Regions from separate parts of the Mus musculus genome. Here all the other regions are linked to region 1. A link is a loop called in an ENCODE intact Hi-C map of the cell type or tissue named here. Cell type or tissue: heart. All regions are shown on one strand. Region 1 holds the start of Dusp23 (dual specificity phosphatase 23). Region 2 has its middle 33 kb from the start of Pigm. Region 3 overlaps Cfap45 (cilia and flagella associated protein 45). Region 4 has its middle 8.9 kb from the start of n-TRtct5.

What was found. A loop is a pair of places that touch in the nucleus more often than their neighbours do. Peaks named below come from ENCODE experiments on the same cell type or tissue, not always from the same donor. Only the 100,000 strongest peaks of a DNase experiment are listed, where the experiment ranks them.
Region 2: a loop joins it to region 1, with 10 times the contacts of the local background. A loop is called at or near these places in 35 of 42 quality-filtered maps.
Region 3: a loop joins it to region 1, with 9 times the contacts of the local background. A loop is called at or near these places in 29 of 42 quality-filtered maps.
Region 4: a loop joins it to region 1, with 2.5 times the contacts of the local background. A loop is called at or near these places in 21 of 42 quality-filtered maps.

The regions. Positions count from the first base shown.
Region 1 is chr1:172,631,125-172,636,124 of GRCm38, forward strand. Dusp23 (dual specificity phosphatase 23) reads right to left here and starts at 1,850. Exons shown (of 2, transcript NM_026725.2): 1 at 1,492-1,850; 2 at 1-702. The coding sequence starts at 1,758. The coding sequence ends at 517. It overlaps Gm35601 (a long non-coding RNA gene), which reads left to right and starts at 1,856. Exons shown (of 5, transcript XR_001779542.2): 1 at 1,856-2,017. In heart, no CTCF peak of the experiment used is centred here; DNase peaks (open chromatin) are centred at 1,487 and 1,937; H3K4me3 peaks cover 1,955 bases; H3K27ac peaks cover 1,768 bases.
Region 2 is chr1:172,406,872-172,411,871 of GRCm38, forward strand. No RefSeq gene overlaps it. Among named protein-coding and RNA genes, the nearest start is that of Pigm, 33 kb to the left of the region's middle. In heart, a CTCF peak has its summit at 4,134 (motif pointing right); no DNase peak of the experiment used is centred here; H3K27me3 peaks cover 1,118 bases.
Region 3 is chr1:172,526,868-172,531,867 of GRCm38, forward strand. Cfap45 (cilia and flagella associated protein 45) reads left to right here. Exons shown (of 12, transcript NM_027972.1): 2 at 923-1,048; 3 at 2,943-3,085. Among named protein-coding and RNA genes, the nearest start is that of Cfap45, 8.2 kb to the left of the region's middle. In heart, no CTCF peak of the experiment used is centred here; DNase peaks (open chromatin) are centred at 764, 2,044, 3,814 and 4,094; H3K4me3 peaks cover 424 bases; H3K27ac peaks cover 1,848 bases; H3K27me3 peaks cover 1,654 bases.
Region 4 is chr1:173,396,742-173,401,741 of GRCm38, forward strand. It overlaps a transcript of Aim2 not described here. Among named protein-coding and RNA genes, the nearest start is that of n-TRtct5, 8.9 kb to the left of the region's middle. In heart, a CTCF peak has its summit at 2,089 (motif pointing left); no DNase peak of the experiment used is centred here.

The DNA of each region.
Region 1 (5,000 bases):
TGGTGTAGGAGTGCAGCGGCCTGAGGCTGCTTGGAGGCCATGTGGCCAGGGACATGGGTCTCCTTCACTGACCAGTTCTCCTCTATCACATGTCAGGGAACAGCACTTAGAATCCCATCATCCTCAGGATGACAAAGGTGTGTGCTGGAGTCCTGGCCTATCCTTCTGTTTCCCAGAACTGTGACCGGAGGCCTTTCTGAACTCTAGACACCTCATCCAAAGAACAGAAGTGGTTTTTTTTTTTTTTTTTTTGTTTTTTTTTTTTTTGTCTTTTCAACCACCCAGATGTATTGGGAGTGCTGTGTACATGCTATGCAGCGGTGATGAGTTCTTATCAGTTATTACCTCATTTTTGTGGGGTCTCGGCCATCCTGCCGGCCACGTTATGGCTTTGGGGAAGGACTACTTTTGTCCAATAGGAGTCAGAGGGACCTGAAGGATGCAGTACTTTAGTTCACTCCCCTTCCTCCCTGGCCGCAGGAGTTGGGGAGGGGGAAAGGCGGGCTGTTGAAGTCCTCATTTTGTTCGCTGGTAGAACTGGAAGACGGCCTTCTCCTGTTCATACGTCTCAATGGATCCTGGTCGCAGGCGCCGGATCTCAGCAATGGCATCTCCTGCGGCCAAAGCCCGCTCCTTCACCAAGTAGCAGGCTAGCATGGTGCCAGTGCGGCCAAAGCCTAGGGCACAGTGCACTCCAACAGCCTGTGAAGTGGAGACTGATGGAGTAGAGTCCAATGCCCTCCCCAATACTCCCCTGTCCTCACCCCACACATCACAGGCTCTCCAAGAAGTGACATCAAAGCTGTGGGAGGACAGGTGACTAGGAGGCCTCTGGAATGGCTGGTTCCAACTTGGGCTCTCAGCCTACATCGCCTGGCCTCTATCCTGTGCTGTCTTGTATAGTACATCCAGCCACTTGTGGTGCTATTTTTCCTGAAATGTGTCAGTCCAAACTGAGCTGAGGTGCAAAATACTTACCAGGCCCTGAAGATGCGGCATGAAAAAGACTGGACATGCCTCATTAATAATTTGTTTCATATTGATTCTATGTTGAAATAATATTTTTGACTTATTGGATTAGTACAAAATTAACTTCACCTGCTTCTTTTTCATCTTTTTCGTTTTTTGTTTTTGTTTTTTTTTTAAAACGTAGCTGCTAGTAAAATTTAAAATTACAAGTGTGTCTCTATGACATTTGGACCTCTAGTAAAAGGGCTTTGAACTGATTCCGTCTGACATAGGCGCTCCCTGGACTCCTGGAAGGATTTCACTTGACAGTACTCTCTCTCCAGCCTACTTGGCACCACCTCTCCTAGCAGCATAGTTGACTTTAGTCAGGGAGTGGGTCCATCTAGCTCCCACCCCACTTAGCCCTGTCACCCCCGCCCCCAACCCCAGGCTCTCCCACTCTTTTCGGACTCCAGCTCCGGCCCCGCCCACTCATTTCCTTCCAGGCCCCGCCCTCTCGCTCTGGCTCACGAGCGTGCTGACCTCTCCCCGGGCATTGGCCTCGTCCACGATCTTCACAAATTGGTCGATCTGTTCCGGGGACGGCGGGCAAAAGTCAGGGATGCGCATTCGGTGCAGCGTGAGGCCGGGACAGCTGTCACTGTGAGGGGGTCCGCGCTCCGTCAGGGACACCAGGTGCCGCACACCCTGGTCCAGCAGGAACTGGTAGTGCGCGGGCAGCCGGGGCAACGCCAGTCCGGCCAGCCGTCCCGGAAGCACCCAGGAGAAGTTGGGGGGTTGCACGCCCATCGTGGGGGGAGTTTACTCAGGGCGAGGCTGGCCTTTCCTACTCTGCCGGGAGATTGGGTCACCCCCCCTCTGGGGCTGGATTCCGTCCCCGCTCAGCACTTGCCCTAGCGGGCCACGTAGTCTCTTGGACCCTCCCCCGTGACGCTCCTCCCCACCCAGGGTTGGCTGAACAGCGGGGGCGGGGCTAAGACGGCTCCAAGGCAGGCAGAGAAACCCTACAGCCCAACGGACGCGAGCAGGGCACTCGTTGATAGGCTGGGTAATCAACAACAAGCGTGATTATTGCAGCGGGGAGTGAAGGCACTAAGGAAGCCTGGAACCAATTAATTGCTCCTGTAGAGAAAACAGCCCAGGGCTGGGCTCTGCTGCTCCCTGGTGGTGCGTTGGAGCTACTGCATCGTGGGCCAGCCGCCTAACGGCCTGGTCTCTTCATAGTTTTTATACAAGGGGTTTAAATAGTGATAGAAAAATCTACTTCTGCCTGGGCGCGGGTGTGAGTAGGTAATCTCTTCAATGACCAAGCAGTCATGGTTGCTGTCTTCTTGAGTTCTTGAAGTAAGAGGGAACTACTATGTCCCAGACAATAGAAAGTTTTATTTTTCTACTGCCGACAGTAGTTAAAGGATGGGGGGTGGGGAAATATGTGGCACTGGAAATGGTACTCAGGGTAATATAGTAACCACTATCAACAACATAAGGGTTAACAACATTTAAGCTTTTGCTTTGTGTTAGGTACTTGTGCAAATACTTTTTATATATGTTAATTAATCGCCATAAGGTAGGTGATCACAGTAACCCCATTTTAGAGATGAGAAAACTGAGGCACCGAGGAAGCTAAGGAAGATACCATTCTCCAGAATCTCTCTCTCTTTTAAAAAAATGTTTATCTTATGTATATGAGTGCCCTGTAGCTGTCTTTAGACACACCAGAAGAGGGCATCGGATCCCATTACAGCTGGTTGTGAGCCAACTTGTAGTTGCTCAAATTTGAACTCAGGACCTCCGGAAGAGCAGTCAGTACTCTTAACTGCTGAGCCATCTCTCCAGCTCCGAAATCTTGTTTTAAAAATTATTATTATTTTTATTTTATGTACATTGGTGTTTTGCTTGCATGTGTATCTGTGTGAAGGTGTCAGGACTCCCGGAGCTGGAGTTACAGACAGCTGTGAGCTGCCGTGTAGGTGCTGGGGATGGAACCTCTGGAAGAGCAGCCAGTGCTCTTAACTGCTGAGCCATTGTTCTGTCCCCCTCTCCAGAATCTTTTAATGGCACACTTTCCTACAGTCATCCAGGAAATGACAGTGTTACACAGCCATCTTCACATTCTTCCAAACATTTTGTGTTTAAAACCCTGGGTATTTTCTTAACCGGGGGCCTAGGGACATACTGACCTAAGCCCACAAGACCTGGGTATGAAGACATCCTACCCTCCCTTGGTTGCTGGTCATTAGGGTGAAAATCTGGGCCTTGGGAGCCATAACAAGCCAAGATGGGCTACTTGTCTCTTCAATGGGCCAATTAAATAAACCTGCTAGTGAAAGCGGGAGGTGGTTTATTCAGTGTGCTACATTAGTGAGAGAAACAAGGAGGTCCAGTCCCTACCACCCAAGTCTATCTTTAGGGTCCTGGTATGAGGATTAGGCTTAGGTAGAAGGTAAGAGTTATGTATAACTGAGTGTTCCTGGTCAAGGTGTGGTTCTCCATGCCCCCCTTCACCCTAGCCTCTGCTTTCGTCTCTCATACAAGGAGACAAGTTCCCCATCTCTCAAACACCAGGCTCCCAGTCTTTCCCTTCTCCTGCGTGAGGCTCTCGGGGGAAATTCCAGGATCGTGGAGTCCATTGTTTCAGCAACCGGGCAGCGGGAGGGCTGTCCACGGCATCAGCAAAATGGAAGGATTTCTCCTTTCCGAGGTGGATTGCCTGCTCTGGCTCAGTGGGAACGAACCTTGACGGCAGACAGCTGTGTCTGGAAGTAACATTTCCAGGAACTGTCCGTGTGGGCAGATCACTTCTTGGGTTCTCTGCTTTCTCTGTCTACCTTCCACGTGTCAGGGAAGAACTTTCCACGTCTCTCCTCGCCCTTCCGTGCACGTCTCTTATCTCCTTCCTATCCAGCTCCAAGCCTGTCTTCTCCAGTGGGAGGCAGACTCTCTTCTCTAATGAGCCCCTAGGCTGCTCTCAGTGTGTCCTCTCTCCTGTGGGTCTCTGAGGCTGAAAGGTCGTCCATCATCCTCCCTCCTACGCAGGCTTGCCTGTGGAAAGGCCAGTTAGCTCCGAGTGAAGACTTGCTCTCCCTTGTCTGCTCATCCTTCATCTTCTAGAGAGAGAAGGGCTCAGGGTCCATGTCTGAGCTGTGTCCCATTGCAGGTGTCTCCTTTAATTTTCTGTCTCAGCTGAGGGTTTCTGTAAGAAAAGCCACTGCTGGGCTCCTGGCGAGGCTTCCTGCAACCTCGGCAGTCTCTTACACATTATCTACAGGATCTTTCTTGTCTGTTTAGGGCTATCTGGGCCTCAGGAGGGTTTAGGCTCTGTGTACTCTGATCTTCCCACTGTGGAAGTTGCTTTGTTGAGCCAGAGTTTCCTGTTTTTGTTGGAACTAAGACTGATTTGTTGAATCTTTTATTTTTACCAGCGTCTGGACATAGTGTTCAAAAGTGTTAAGTAAATGGACTGAAAAAATAAAGAGAATGCATTGGCAAGACGTACTTCAAGACACTGGGAGTCTCCAGGGTGTCTGTGGATTCTTCAGTTGCATGGGGACTGTGTTGAATATTATGTGTAACTTCTTTTAAAACTTCATTTTTTTACTGTAATTTAATTCACACACTAAAACACGAAACAAATACACACCCCAGTGAATTTTTACATGTGTGTACTCACACACAACCTCCAATTAAAATAGATAAGGAACATTATCCTAGACTGTTTATTTGTTGAATTTATGCTTTTATTTTTCTGAAAGGCTTAAATTACAAAAAAAACCCAGTTTCATACAGAGTATTGTAATTATATTTGTCCCTATGTTACCCTCACATCTCCCTCCTGCAGCCTCCCCCTTTCGTGTCTCTCCTTTTAAGGAAGTGATTCTGTCTAATTACTATTTTCATAAAGGGAGCAGGTTTCTTGGTCTTTATTGGGGACAATCTCTACTGCGTGCATCTGTATTGATAGATAGTATGTGCATATGTGTGTATGTGGGTATGTGTGTGGGACATGTTTTGGGGGAACAAGAAGATTTGGG
Region 2 (5,000 bases), 220 kb before region 1:
AGTCCTGAGTTGTTTCTGCTTCAATGTCACCTAAGGATTTGTAGTCAGACTGTGGTGGGTTTGCCTCATCGCTGCATATACAATATTTTATTGCCTTAAAGGGTCTGACAAATTAGGGATAGCATTCTTTTTGGAAGACTTCTGGTTCAGTTCTCCTCTGTGGGCCTTGAAGGGCCTGTATTAGTCACTCAGCAAGCAGTTAAGGTTTTCTCCTTCCCTCCTGGGAAACAAAAGTGATTAGGAAATTGTGACTTTGCTATTGTTCTCAAGAAAATTGCATTAAAATTTACAGGTACCTTTCCAAAAGAAGACAAATTATACACATTACAAGAAGGGAAGAAAAGACTTGGTGATTATGTCATTCCTCTGAGAGCAGCTCATTGTTTTGCTTGCTACAGAATGTATCCATCGGAGCAGACCTGTCCTTCTGTGGGTCTGTGATGCTGGTAAAGTCTGACCGGGAGAACCAACCTACTGGCCCCATTTCTGGGAAGATAATTGAAAAGTTAGGACACCACCCCCCCCCCTTGAGAATTGTCTGTGCCCTTGGAGTACGGGTCTTCCTCCTTGATTGGAGACACTGGGGGGGGGGAGGGTGCGGGGGGGGGGTGTCCGTGGCAGTGCTCTTAGGTTAATCAGATATTTGAGAAAAAAACTTTATTTTCAGCCAGGACCTGCAAACCACATATCCTGTCTAGTGTTTCTTGAACTATCTAGGATAGGGAAGAACAGGAGAGGTATCGTCACTCTGGTTCTGTGCCTGTTAGAATGTGGCACCTGCCAGCACGTTCTTTCTAACACCACCCAAGTGGGCCCAACCTGAGAAAGAAAACGAGCTGATTGGTGAAGTTACAATGCATACTAACTATTCCCTTTGGTTGTAATAGGGCACAATGGGCAGATGCTAAGAGACAGGGACGTGAAAGCTGTTGACTGACTCTGTGTCCTTGCATACCACGCTAGGCAACAGCCAAGTTGCTCCTCTGCGGTTCCTAGATTTGTGCAGGAGGAGGCTTCTCTGGCTTGTCTGAATGGTCAGGGAGCCTGCAGCTGGAGTCAGGACATAACTGTAACTTCATGGTTTATTTAATAAGTGTGTTTCAGTCTCTTCTTCTGGAAAAGGGGAACAAAATGGGGGCACTTTCTGGCAATGCTGTGAATAATAAATAAGCTGTAGTTGTTAGAAAAACCTCAAGATCAGAGAAAATGATTAATAGTAATTAGTTGGAATATGATTGTTGCCTTACTTGAATATTTGAAAAAATAAATTCCTTCCCAATCTCCAGTAGAAATATTTTTTAGAAATCAAACAAGTTGGTCTTTTAAGAGAAACTGAACTATCGTGGGACACTTGCTGCTATTTTATATGTATGCCCTTGATGATAAAGAGTGGATATTTGTATTAGGACACCTGAATCTTATATACTTTGCTTAACGCAATAGATAATGCCCACAAATCTCTTAATCGCTTCAGTTCCCACGAGAAGAAACACAGCTACACGGTGATGGCCTCCGAGCTCAGCTCTGTCTCGAGTTCTCCCCCCAGAGACTCCTGAAACACTAGTTTTATAGCAAAGATGCCTTCCAGCTAGATTGGCTATAAAAAGATCTCTTTCTCTCTCTCTCCCTCCCTCCCAATCTCTCTCTCTCTTCCCCCATTGACTTTTGTTATAAAATCAGAGATAATATCTCATGGGGGGGTCCTCCAATTGATGGACCAGATTGTTAAAGACCGGGAAGATGACGCACTTGCCTTATCCTGCAGCCAACATCTGAGTTCTTCGCTGGGACTCCTGTTTTTATAGCTCATAAAGATTTAGTGTGGAGCCTTAAAAAGTTGTAGGTGCAGTAAATGTTGATATGGGCTGACCATAACTACACACTCTACACACACACACACACACACACACACACACACACACACATGCATAGATGAAATTTATTGAAGCGTTGTGGAAGTCTTTGCGAAAAGAACTTCATTCAAAAACTTGTATATGTGAAAGGGATAAGACTTGCCTGAATTTGGGTCTGAAGAGGAAGTCACACCACGGGCTAACCTTTTGTAAAGGGGTCTGGCAGTGAGCTTAGTGTTTTGAAGAACATAACTGAAAAAAGCCTCGAGACAAGGTACTTAAGATGGAACGACCTACCCAAATCTGTACAGCTAATTATGGAAACCCAGGACCAGGACTCAGTACTTTGGCTGTGCTGGGAGATATTAAAGCTACTTTTCTGTTTTCTCTTCAGGAAAAGAATTTGTTACTCCGGAGATCATATTATTTAGTCCCAACCTGCTCCTTTTAGTTCCAACCCAAGATGGCTGCAATACTACAAACATACCAGTAGGTGATGCTACAGGCTACGATATTGTATGTCTGTCCCGAGCTGACTTTTACTTGGAATTTCATCATTTGGGCGTCTGAAGACTCCTTAGAATTCCTGCAAATATTTGGGGGAATCCAAAAGAAATATGAAAATTAAAAACAAAACTATACTATAACAGTGATCGAAAATTTAAAAGGTTATATGACTAGTAATACATACAAATCTTAGTTGAAATCAGTTTTTAACAGGTAAAAAAGGGGGGTTATTTTACGCTAAGCTCCCCAGATAGAAGCAGAGTTTCGCTGTTCCAAGTGGCTCACATCTTCATTTTGTTCAGCAAAGCCTTCCACTGTGTCAGAGACAGAACTCTGAGGAATTAGAGAACGAAGTGAGATCCAGAGCACATTGCCTAGCTGTGCTATCCTGGACTGGTTCTTTAACCTCCTCTGGCTTTGACCTAATAACACGATTACACCCTGCTGTGAGAATGAATGAGATGACGTGTGAAAACAAAGATTAGCTGTCACCATTAACTACCTTTCTTTCTTTCTTTCTTTCTTCCTTCCTTTCTTTCTTTCTTTCTTTCTTTCTTTCTTTCTTTTTTCCTTCCTTCCTTCCTTCCTTCCTTCCTTCCTCCCTCCCTCCCTCCCCCCTCCCTCCCTCCCCCCTCCCTCCCTCCCTCCCCCCTCCCCCCTTCCCTCCCTCCCTCCCTCCCTCCCCCTTCCCTCCCTTCTTTCTTTGTTCTTTCTTTCTTTCTTTCTTTCTTTCTTTCTTTCTTTCTTTCTTTCTTTCTTTCTTTCTTTCTCAGTTAGAAACCTTTGAAAAATACTGACGACTTTAAGTTTTTCTCTTTAAAAACCTGGGAACTGGGCGGGGGGTGGGACTTAAGAGGCTGTGTGGTTGGGTTCTCAAATCAGGTTTCACAATTTCATGATACAATACAATTATTTATGTAAAACCGGACACTCCACTCCTAATCTCCTACAGGTGCACCTTGCCCCCCTCCACTTAGGGGGAACCTGATATTTCTTCTTTGGGTTTAAGAAACTCTCGGAATGCAAAGCCATCCTTTTTATCATTTATCGTGCAAAACATTCCGCTTTAGTTTTAAATGTAGTATTCGTTTGTTCTATTTATAAAAGTAATCCAGAACAAATTTGTTAAATTCTACCAAGTGATGTGCTTATGCAAGGATTCTATTAACACGGCCAAAGAAGTTTAATCAGTAAATACAGATGTTTTCCTAACTTTCCAGCCAGTGAGCCAAGGCTTTGATTTACCTGATCCAATGCTTAGAAAAAAATATTTTGGTTAGAAAAGTTCCAGTTTATTAAATAGCCGAGCAGGCTACTGAGCCCTGGCTTCCAAGAAGTAGCAGTGTTTGGTGTGAGACCTTATGGTACTGACTGCTTTGATGAATTAGACGGGTCTCTCAGTTTTGTGGGCCCACCCTCATTTAGTTTTATCTCTCTAATGATAAAAAAAAAAGTCTACCATGTAGATATGTAACCCTAGCTTATTTTGAATTCATGGTTCCCTTGCCTCAGCCTCTCAAAGTGATGGGATTAGGTCATGCAATTTCACAGTGATAGAATTCCATCCCAATGCCATAAACTCTAATCACAGGAGAATATATAGATTCTGGAAACAACAAGCCAAGGGTAAGTTAGTTGATTGGATCTTTGATTTTCTGGCTATTTTGAAGATTTCCATACAGAGAGGCTATCAAGAACCACGGGCCCCAACACTTTTTTACAAAGTGACCAAGACTTCCCTGTGGTCCTAGAGACCGCTATTGCTGCTTCTACCGGCAGGGGGTGCAGCAAGTGTTTCCCTTTCAAGATACAAGGGCCACATTGATTAACATGTGGTCTAGGGACCAAAGACTTTCTAGGGGAATCATGAAATAATTTTAAGTAAAAATAAGTGTAATAACGAATATGCAACCAGGATTTCAGCCTAGATTACATTTGCTTTTATATGAACACATAACTGAATTAGAATAATAGTTTTTGCTAAAGGAGGAAGGAAAACACAAATAACCAAAGTGTCTCCGGCCCATGAGCAGAATAACTAACCCCAAATTGTACCTCCAAACTCAGAGTTCTAAATTTACTGTAAAAGGCAGGGGAAGCAGAGACTGTGGGAGGGGGGAAATTCCCACCTTCTCCTGAGGCTGACACTCTTCTATATGCTGGGCTCTGGAAGGCTGTAGGGAGGAAGCCTGGACCATCCACATAGTTTTGAGTTGTTTGGCCCAAACTGATAGGTCAAATAAAGATATTTCTGACCTTACGGCTATCTAACTCTTCATCTCTAACTCCTTCCTGAAGCAGAAATAGGCTCTAAAACAAAACAAGTCTGGGCTAGACAATGCATGGTCAAGAAACTGGATGCCTCCTCCCCATCCAGGCTTCAGGCAACCCTACTTCAGGCAAACTATAGATGAGTCAAACTATAGATGAGTCAGTTTCCCCCTCCTCAGGGAGTTACTCAGGAGGTCTCAGAGATTTCTCTGAAGGACACACGAACCGACAAGAGCCCCACCTTCTGCATGAGTAGCAGACCTTGCTGGTTGGCTGAGGACTGAGGGAGAAAGTTCCAGACATCGTGGTCTAATGCCTCAAACCCTGCTCTGGCTGCCAGCGGGGAGTACCTGTTGATGTGTTTATAAA
Region 3 (5,000 bases), 100 kb before region 1:
CTGGCTTTGCTTGCTGGTGACGTCCTTATCAGCACTGCCCCAGATGCGGCTGCTTCCGCTGCATCGGGTCAAAAAGGCTTTCCACGTTCAGGTTCAGTGTCTCATATCACTGGTTCCCCAGTCGCTGTAAAGTCAGGGGCATCTTATTGGCTCAGCTTAGATGCCCTGCTTGACTAAGAAGGCAAATACCTGATGTTTTCAGCTTTTGTCTTTGGGAATGAGCCTCATCTCCCACAGCCATTAGCTAGGGTAATTTGCCAAACATAGGAAACGATTGGCACGTCAAAAAGTATTCTATTTTGGTTAGCGCTGTCTGATTGATGGTAGCTGGTAATCATTGTTCATCCACTACTTACCATTTGCCAACCACCACACGCTGAGCTGTGGCCCAATGAGTTTTTACAGCTTTTATTTCCTTTAGACCCCAGCTGGCTCATGAAACAGGAATGGGGTTGGGTGGTTTGTCCTTAATGAAAGGGTCCTAGAGTTCAGGCTGAGAAGGCTGGTGGTGAAGAGGACCATGTGCATTCTTGGGAAATGAGGAGCAGTTGCCTCTCTAAAGCCATTCTTATGGGAGACTGTACCTGTGCAGGGACTAGGAACAGGAAGCCTCCCTCCTTCTTGTCACCATCTCCCCACACTCTCCATCTTTTTCATCTGTACCTTGTGACTGACTTGGCTTCATCAGCTCTTGAGATGGCACAGATGCCCTTCCGTAGACTTAGTGTGCTTTGGCAAGAGGTCTCCCCACGGGGGACGCTGTACCCTACATTTCAGGTCCTATGTGGACACGTTCGTTCTATAAGAGGTTTTGCTGTATGCTCGCCCTTCTAGCTGTCGGCATAGGCTAGAGACATGTTTGCTGCCTGTGGTCTGGATGCCACTGGGTACCGATGACCGGACTTTCTGTCTCTACCTGCAGCCACTAAGGCCAGGGGATGCCTCAAGCTCTGCTTCCACCGCTTCCAACCGGTCACGGACTAGGACTCGCTATCGAACCAAAGCCATGAACTCTGAGGTAGACGAGAGCCTCTTTGGAGGTGTCAAGGTAACTCACCATCAGTAGATTCCCCCAGCTCCCTGGTCGCTGCTGCCCCTTATTCAGCAGTGGCCTAGACCAGTGTTGCTTAGGGTGATGTTCGTATTAGTCATATCACTGAGATTTTTATGTCAAAGAAGAGATTCAGAGATCCTGGCTCTGACATCTAGTGTGTTCTAGGTAAACAGGGCACCTGGTTCCTCACCCCTAGAAATTCCCTCCCTTCTTTGACTTCCAGGGGTTCAGCTAAACCAATTGCTTAGCTTGGGGAGACGAGCAAGCCCCACCCAGACTAGGACAATGATGGTTCCTGGAGTGTGGAGAGGGAGGTACAGCGCTCCTTGGAACAGCTTTGGTGTCAGTGACAGTTGATGAAGAGGGAAAGAGTGAGACTTGGAGAGCTGGGCAGGGGAGAGATTGAGAGAGAGAGAGAGAGAGAGAGAGAGAGAGAGAGAGAGAGAGAGAGAGAGAGACAGAGAGAGAGAGAGACAGAGAGAGAGAGAGAGACAGAGAGAGACAGAGAGAGAGACAGAGAGAGAGAGAGAGAGAGAGAGAGAGAGAGAGAGAGAGAGAGAGAGGAGACATTGAGGAAGAAGGGCCACTCCTGGAAGCACAGGAGTGTAGGTGGATTGGGGAGTAGAGAGCTGATGTCAGCCCCTGCTCTTCATTGCTCTCCCTGTGAGTGGAAGAGGACTTTCTAGAGGGCCCCCTGAGAGGATTTTCCACTCTTCTGTGTCTTCCCCACTGGTAAAGGCAAGACTCGAAAGGGTGCAATTCTGTAATTACACTTACACTCTTTGTGAGGGGAACGGTCCTCATGGAATTTTCTGGTTAAAAGGAGGGTGGGGAATGGCCCAGAGCTCCAGGTTCTGCTTGTTCACTAATCCTATCTTGGCCCAAGTTCTTTGGCCTTCTGGGTAAATGAGAGTCCAGGAAGTTAGCGGTAGGGGGCAGAAGTGGCCCGCAGCATTGCTGAGTTGTGCCCTTCTAGAAGCAGAAACAAACACCAGGTGGCAGTAGCGCTCAGGGGACAGTGCATACAAAGTGACCCAGTCAAAGCTACCCCCTGGGCACCATGCAGGTGTCTGTTACTGCGTTTATGGCGCCTACATTTTCATGTGTTTAGAGACTGTATTTTCTTGCTAACCCTTCTGAGGTTAGACGAATCTGAAAAACACCACACATCTGATCTGTGTTCACATTGCCGAATCCTAACTGAGTGCCCTCCTTAATCATCATTTGTTCCCTAAGAGTCTTGCTGTGTGTCCCATGCTGGTTTCAGATTAGCTGTCCTTCCCCTGGCTCTTGATGGCTGGGATCAAAGGTGTTTGCCACAATGCTTGGCCCAACGATGTTAGATTTTTAAGGCAGTTCTTGTTAGGCCACTTAGCTATGTCCAACTCCCTTGATATAGCTTAAAACAAACAAATAAACAAACAAACCACTAATCATTAGAAAGGAATAAAAATCACTAATATTATATTGTAGATTTATCTGTAGCATGTTATATTGCTTCAAAGTCACAGCGTGGTCCAAGAATCTCACAAGACCCGAAATGTTCATGGAGAGATAACCTAGACACCAAATTTTAAAGTTTCAACCCGATTGGTTTAACAGAGGTCTAGATATACACCGTCAGCCCCTCTCCTCCCCACTCCTTGGCACAGTCTCCAGCATCCTTGGGAGGAACGCCTGCCCAAGAATAAAAGGTATTGGTGTCAGAAGGTCAGGCCAGTGCAGAACACACCCAAGCCATGTTTTGATGAAGATTTCGAGGATGCTTCCCTAATACCGTAGGTGCTCTTGTGTTCTGTAGCTGCATGGGGTGGAAGCCTCAAGGTCCGTATTGGGTCAGTGGCAAGTGGAGTGACCATCTTCTATGGATTTCTTTCTGACCTGATAGCCTTCATCCCAGGGCAAGAGCGACAGCCCTATCGTGGTGATCCATGATAAACACGCTATCCGGAAAACTCTCAGTGCTCTGGGCTTGGAGCACAAGACGGAGACGATCCAGCTCATCACTAGAGACATGGTCAGAGAACTCATGTGAGTCCCCGGGCACGGCTGCCACTGTGCAGGATGACTGGGCCACCAGGATGCTTCCGTCCAGACAGCCCAACTCCATCTGCATTCCTACCCATCCCTCCCTCTTTTCTTTTGTCTTGTTTGCCTGTATAGATTTTTCTTAAATTCTCTTTTGCTTAACGTACACAAAACTGGATTTCGTTGACATTTTATTACATCTATATACTTTATTCTTCTTTGTCCTTTCCTCTGAGACTTCCCTCTCCTCTTCTCGATGGTCCCTAACTCCTCCAAATAGTCCCTTTTTGCTGCCATGACACACATATTCCAATGTCTGCTATAGTTTCTGTCTCCTACTTTAAACCTCTTCTTCCCTCTAACAGTCCCCTCTCTCTCCCTCTCTCTGTGTGTGTCTCTGTCTGTCTGTCTCTTTCTCTCTCTCTCTCACACACCACACATTCTACATGTAAAAGAAAAAATCAATATGCCCATCTCGTTTCAGCATTTTCTCTCCTCCATCTTGGCCCTCCTCCTCTCCCTTTGGTAGTTAGCATGCCACTGCCCTTCATTCCAAAGCTTGCTGTAGGCTCTAAAAGTAAAGGGTAGAGGGGCAATCAATGCTTCTAAGCCCTCAGCACTGCTTGGGGGGTGGGGGAGAGAAGTGGACCAATGAGTCACTTCCTTTTGGGTACAAGGAGAATCCAAAGCAAAGGGAAACTGACCAGATGCCTAATTAGCACTCTGGCTCCTCCCCAGACTCGAGGCTATCAGAGGAAATTCATAGGGGCTCTCTGGGTTCCTTTGGGGTTAGCTCAGTTTTACTGCCCTACTGGAACAGTGCCATCAGGCTCCTCCTGCAGGGCACAGGCAGAGCTCAGCTAAGTGCCAGGAGCCAGTGCTGTGTTTGGTGGCTTAGCTCTTGTGTTTAGTGCTTCGAACTCTCAGACTGTCCTACCGCTCTGGCTCCACTGCTGAATGACGAGTGACGTCAGTTCACAGAATTTGAAGCCCTTGGCTCAGGGCTTAAGCTGAAGAGACGCAGCTGGATCCCCATGCAGGAGCTGGACTTGACGATAGTCTCTGTTTAGCCTAGGCCGACCAGCCTGAGCATCTGACAGCCAGATGTGGGCAGTGGCCTGAGGGGTCCTACTTCTTGACCTCCCTGCAGACAGGCTGGTCATGCTTCAGATCCACTGTCTTAGATTCAGGTTGCTCTTGGTCACTTCACAGCCTCCATTGTTTTGGGCCACACCACTTGGTGCATTCTAAGACCTTGCTAATAAGTGAACCTACTTCTAGGACAACCTCCTCCGCTCCCCCCCCCCCAGCTTTTATTAGATGAGATTTCACTTCCTGTCTCAGATCATCTGCGTCTTGTTGCCATGCACCTGTTAAACTGCCTCGCCCAGAAGCAGGCTTTATTCTCTCCTCTCAGCTGCTCCCTCCCCCACCCCTAATGTATGTCATTTGTTTCTAATCATTATAATTAGCTGTAGGTTTGTTGAATGCGTTGGGTAGCTACAGGAGAGCTCTAGAGACACATCTCCAGGAGCTGTCGATCAGAGTTTTTAATTAATATTTAGGGTTCAAAGCCTCTATCCAGGATGGATGGACAGGGATATTTCAATTTCCCACCAGCATCCACTTCAACCCTGCCAAGCATTGCCTTATACTTATACCTTATTCCAGCACCAGGAACAATCTGTTTTTTAAAGTCCGATTCAACAGCTTTGTGTGTGCTAAGTACCAGGTACTGGCTCAGAGATTAGGCTGCTGATGTAGTTAAGATAGAGTCCAATCCTGAAGAAGCTGAAACAGGCCTTGCACCATTGGTCCTGAAGTGGCCAGTAAGATGGAGTCAGAATGTGGTGGGGCTCAGAGGAAGCTTCTTGGAGCAGGGTGGACTTAAAGAAACACAAGGACAGGTCACCGACAG
Region 4 (5,000 bases), 770 kb after region 1:
TGATAAGCAGAAAGTAACCAGGCTAACAACAAAGAAATGGACTTTCTAGGCAGAGAAATAGCACATGCTAAGTAAGGTCTTAAGGTAGGAGGGAAAAATGTCCCGTATAAAGGACTAAAAAACAGTTTTATTTGACTGTAAGGCATACGGGAGATTTGATACGAAGCTGGGGCGGGGTTGGGGGGGAGCAATAGGAAGACTCTAGAGGGTCCTGTGATCCCTGGAAGACATTTTACCATTTAATCTTTAAAAGGTGTGTGGGGAGGGGGTTTGGGGAGAAGAGAGGACTGCAGATACTAAAGTTAGAGAATAGCAGGAACAGCTTTGTGTTTTGGAACTAATTCCCCAGCTGTTACTGAAAGAACAGGGCAAAAGGACATCAAGAGAGATGCTGGAACGCAATATATGATCCCATCTGAAGCCGCAAAAGCAACGTTCAATTGGAGAGAGTTAACTAATGGTGGATACAAAGAGATGCAAGAGTATTTTTGAAGTAGGATTGTAGGAGTTGTTAATGCTTCGGAAACTGTAGGAAAGGGGCAGGATTGACAAGAAGCGCTCCAGTTTTATAATCTGTGTACCACTTTATAGTCTAACAAACAAGGGACTAAGGAGATCGGAGGGAGGAAAAGATCAGTTTAATTCAGAGCTTTAGTTTCTGAGGAATTTTTTTGAGATAGTTAAGGGGGGGCACGTCACATTTCTTCACGGAGAAAGAACTTAAGCATGAACCAAGAAGCTGCATCTTGGAATGACAGAACGGAGGGGAGTTAGAGCAAGATTGGAGAGGGAAAGAGACAATGGGGAAACAGAATACCACAGCTCCCATCACAGCAGAGGGAATGGTTCACAGCATGACATGGCTGAGTGTCACATGCTACTGAGAAGTCAACCAAATGATAATGAAAACATGTCTGTCAAAGTGACTCAGAGGTCCGCGATGATATTGTGGAGCAGGAGGTAAAAAGAAAAAAAAATGAGATTTGAAGCGAGATTGGAGGAAGTGGAGGGGAAGAGATTGAGCGCAGGCAGGCGTGCAGTGAGCTCTGGAAAGTCAGACGCCTAGAAGTTGGGAGTGTTGAGCTGGAAGAAGGCCGGGAGTCTGAGAAGGCTTGTTTCTGACTGCGTGTTGTGGAACTTTGTCCTTAATAAAGAGAACTAGCTAGAAAAGTATTATGAAATACCACTCTCTACCTATCCCTCAATTGATTTCCCTGAATCTTTTATGTGCTGTTACTGTGCTGGGGTTTGAACCCATGCCCAGTATGGTAGGCAAGCACTCTGACCCTGAACCCCATCTCCAGCTCATTACTGATGAGGTTCAGCAACGATATGTTCATGGCTGAACTTGTTATATATACAGGCCCACCTGCTTCATTTGTATTTTAGTGAGCAGGACGTGCATGTATCATATACCCTAAGCCTCATAACTAAAATCATTGAGAGGTAGAGTTTGAGTGTTCAAGAGTGTGATGTTAAACAGCATACGGCAGCTCAGGTTTCTGAGAAGGCAGGAGAAGCATCAGTCAGAGGAGTACCAGTAAAACCGTGACTTTGGGTAACCGGAGGGCCAGCTCCTTGGCCTCTTGCTGGGAGGAGAATGGGGGCATATAGATTTGCACAAGAAGAAAGAAGACTTCATTTAATGGTGGCTGTGGCAGTGTGGTAGCTCCTATGCCTCCTGTTAGTAAGTGAGAAGGTCATGTGTTTTCAATGTTTGAAGAAAGCACAGAAATGTAGACTGTTATATGGAGTGCGAGATTAATACGAATGAGTAGTAGAATATTTACTAGGCAGTATGAAGGGTCCATTAGAGGATAGATTGGCTATTAGAAACACATTCAGTTTACATGCCTGTGCAGGTATATTATCATGTCCAGACTGTTTCACTGTAGAAATGTGTGTGTGTGTGTGTGTGTGTGTGTGTGTGTGTGTGTGTGTGTGTGTGTGTGTTACAGAGGGTGTAGACTCCATATTTGAAGTGTCACAAAAGGAACTGATTTTATTACCTAAAATATGGTAGGGCTGAGGACAGTTCCTCATTCATTGGTTCAGAGCGCCACCTGCTGGAATCCTTGGTAATGTTTACCTTCCCAAACAAAATCTGAAATTTACATTAGAAAAGTCAATGCTTTTGCCTCTAGTGCTTTCTTCTGTGGATTCTGACTTTCAGTTTCTTTTAGGTACCCTTTTTTATTCTTTTGTATTTGTGGATTAAATGTGTTCTTTTCTGACTTGATCTTGGTCTTTAGTGCAAAAACTGTATCTTGTTTAAATGCATTGCTGTCTATAAACCTCATTTCTGCCTTGTAAAAGGAGAGGATAAAATGGAAAAATACCTGAAATGGAGAGCATAGGAAGGATATTGGTGGCTACACCTTTATAAGTCACAGATAATGCAAAATCCACCTTTGTAAATACTAATTGATGTCATTAAGCAATTTCTTGAATTTACATGTTTTTGAGTACCTGTTTCCACCCCATTTGAGCACACTAAATGCACATCTGTCAATCCCCTGTCTAAGTTGGTTCTTAAATAAAATAGCTTGCTGTGTATGATTTGATTTGATTTGATTTGATTTGATTTGATTTGATTTGATTTGATTTGATTTTATTAAGACAGAGCTTTTCTGTGTAGAATAGTCTTGCTTTGAATTCATGGACATCATCATACCTCAGCTTGCTGATTGCTGGGATGACAGGCATGTGCCACTGCACCTGGTATATAATTTAAAAAATGTTTTATTTCAGGTTGCAATACATTTTTAATAATCTTTGAAATTAAAATATAATGACATCATTTCCCCTACCCTTTCCTCCCTCACTTCTTTTGCTCTCCCTCAAATTTAAATTTATGGCCTCCTTTTATTTAATACATAGAACAACACAGTGAAGTTTATATATATAACAGTCCACAAAATATATATGTTGGTATATGTGTGTGTACATTATGCATACACACACACACATATATGTGTATATATATATATATATATATACACACACATTATATATGTAACTTTTATGTATATAATTTCAGGATTGATCACTTGCTATTAAGATACCAAGAGTATTTCTAGGGAAGACTATTTCTCCCACTCTCAGAATTCCTTAGTCACCTGTAATTTTTATCTAGGTTTGAGGCCTCAGGAAGTTTGCTGTAATTCTGTGTCTCCTAGAAATGTCAGAGACCTTGCATCCATGGCTCATCTCACCAACATGGCTGCCTAAACAAGACCTGAAGAACATCACCAATAGGCATGCTAACATGGAAGTGGGAAACCTTAGAAGGTATCAACCCTAGAAAGCCGTCAATCTTAACCTGAGTCCACTGTTAAAAACCTTTCTCTCACATCTTTAGGTCATGTAACTGAAGTGTGTTCAATTTCTAATTTTCATTAAGTCACTCATTCCTTCAATGTTTTTTTCAGCCAATGAGAGATCAGACATAGCTTATTCTAATTATTTTCTTTCCTATAGTTCAGTCAATAACTCTAATGATCACTGTAAATATACAAATTCAGGCAAATCCATGATTTAGAGTATTGCCAGTATAAAATATTCTGAATAATGCTACAAGGGAAAAGTGTGACCATTTACTTAACCAGTATTTGTGAAGTACCTGAGTTGGGTCAGAGTCTGAGAGGCACTAGGGTAAGGTAGGCATGAAGCAAGCATGACCCTGGACCTGACTGAGTTGATGTAGTATGGAAGACAGGTATCATTCAGTCACCCCAGGGCATGATGGGGAATATATTATACTGGAAGTGGAGAGAACTTTCTAGAAGTGACAGGAACTTAGAACCAGGCACTGAGAGAGAAGCTTAATGTTAATAGACAGATTGGGATAGGGACAAGGGCTGACAAGCTCTTTTAATGGGTTTGTTTTAAACCCCAGGGCACATACTAGCAACTAAAAGTATATTATGTGTCTGTATGTGTGTGTGTGTGTGTGTGTGTGTGTGTGTGTGTGTGTGTGTGTGTGTGTGTGTGTGCATGGGTGTGTGTGCACATGCACGTGTGTGCACGCATGCGGATGTGTGCATAGCTGCCTTCCTCCCTGTCTCTGCGTCTCAGTGTCTGTGTGTACATGTATATTCACATGCAGCAGGGAAAGTGACTAATGCTCAGATTTATAGTTCAGAAAGATTCCTCAGGCTGGATTGTGGAGAATGGCTGAAGGGAAGACAGGTTTTGAGGATCATTTTAAAGATAATGAATTATCAGATATGGAGTTGGGCAGGGGAGAGGAGAAGTGAGTCTGAAAGGCATTTCAGATGTTGATTGGATAAGACTTGGTTGAAATAGACTACCGGAGGAGGAAAGCCTGAGTGGGTAAGATTTCTAGCTTCTTGACTTGAGCAAATGGGAAGTACGGAGTATTGTGAGAAAAGGGGGCTTCGTCGTGGTGTCTAGTGAAGAAGGCCACCCCCATCATAACAACACTGAATCTGAGGTGTCTAAGAGGTGCAAGCAGATATACCTGGAAACCAACTGGGTAAATGGGGCTTCAACTCTAAAGGGAAATCTAAGGCAGAGATCCTGGTAGAAAACAGTCAAATGGCCGAGAGCAGATCGATGTTTTAAAAGTGGTCAAAAAATATTTGGAGTGAGGAAGAAAGACTGTCTCAGAAGGAGAACAAGGAATGCCTCATTTTAAAAACTGTTCAAATAGAAGTCAAGAAATGACACTGGCTGGAGATGCTGGGGAAACTAGAAGGTCTGCTGTCAGACCTGGGAAGCAAAGCCGGCAGGTCCTGTGAGACCGCTCCATGCAGAGAGGAAGTTGGAGCTTGGAAGAAAAAAGGAGGCATGCGCGCGCGTTGTCAGGCCTTCTGTAATGTAAGGGATGGAGAGTTGAGAACTGGTAGGGGAAGTTTCCTTTTCCCTTTTGGAACAGAGAGGAGAAGAGGAAGTTGAACCCCTACCAGAACATTAGTTGACAGGCAAGGTGTAGGCTCCCCAACTTGATGTGTCCTGCTTCCCCCTTGAACAAGGGG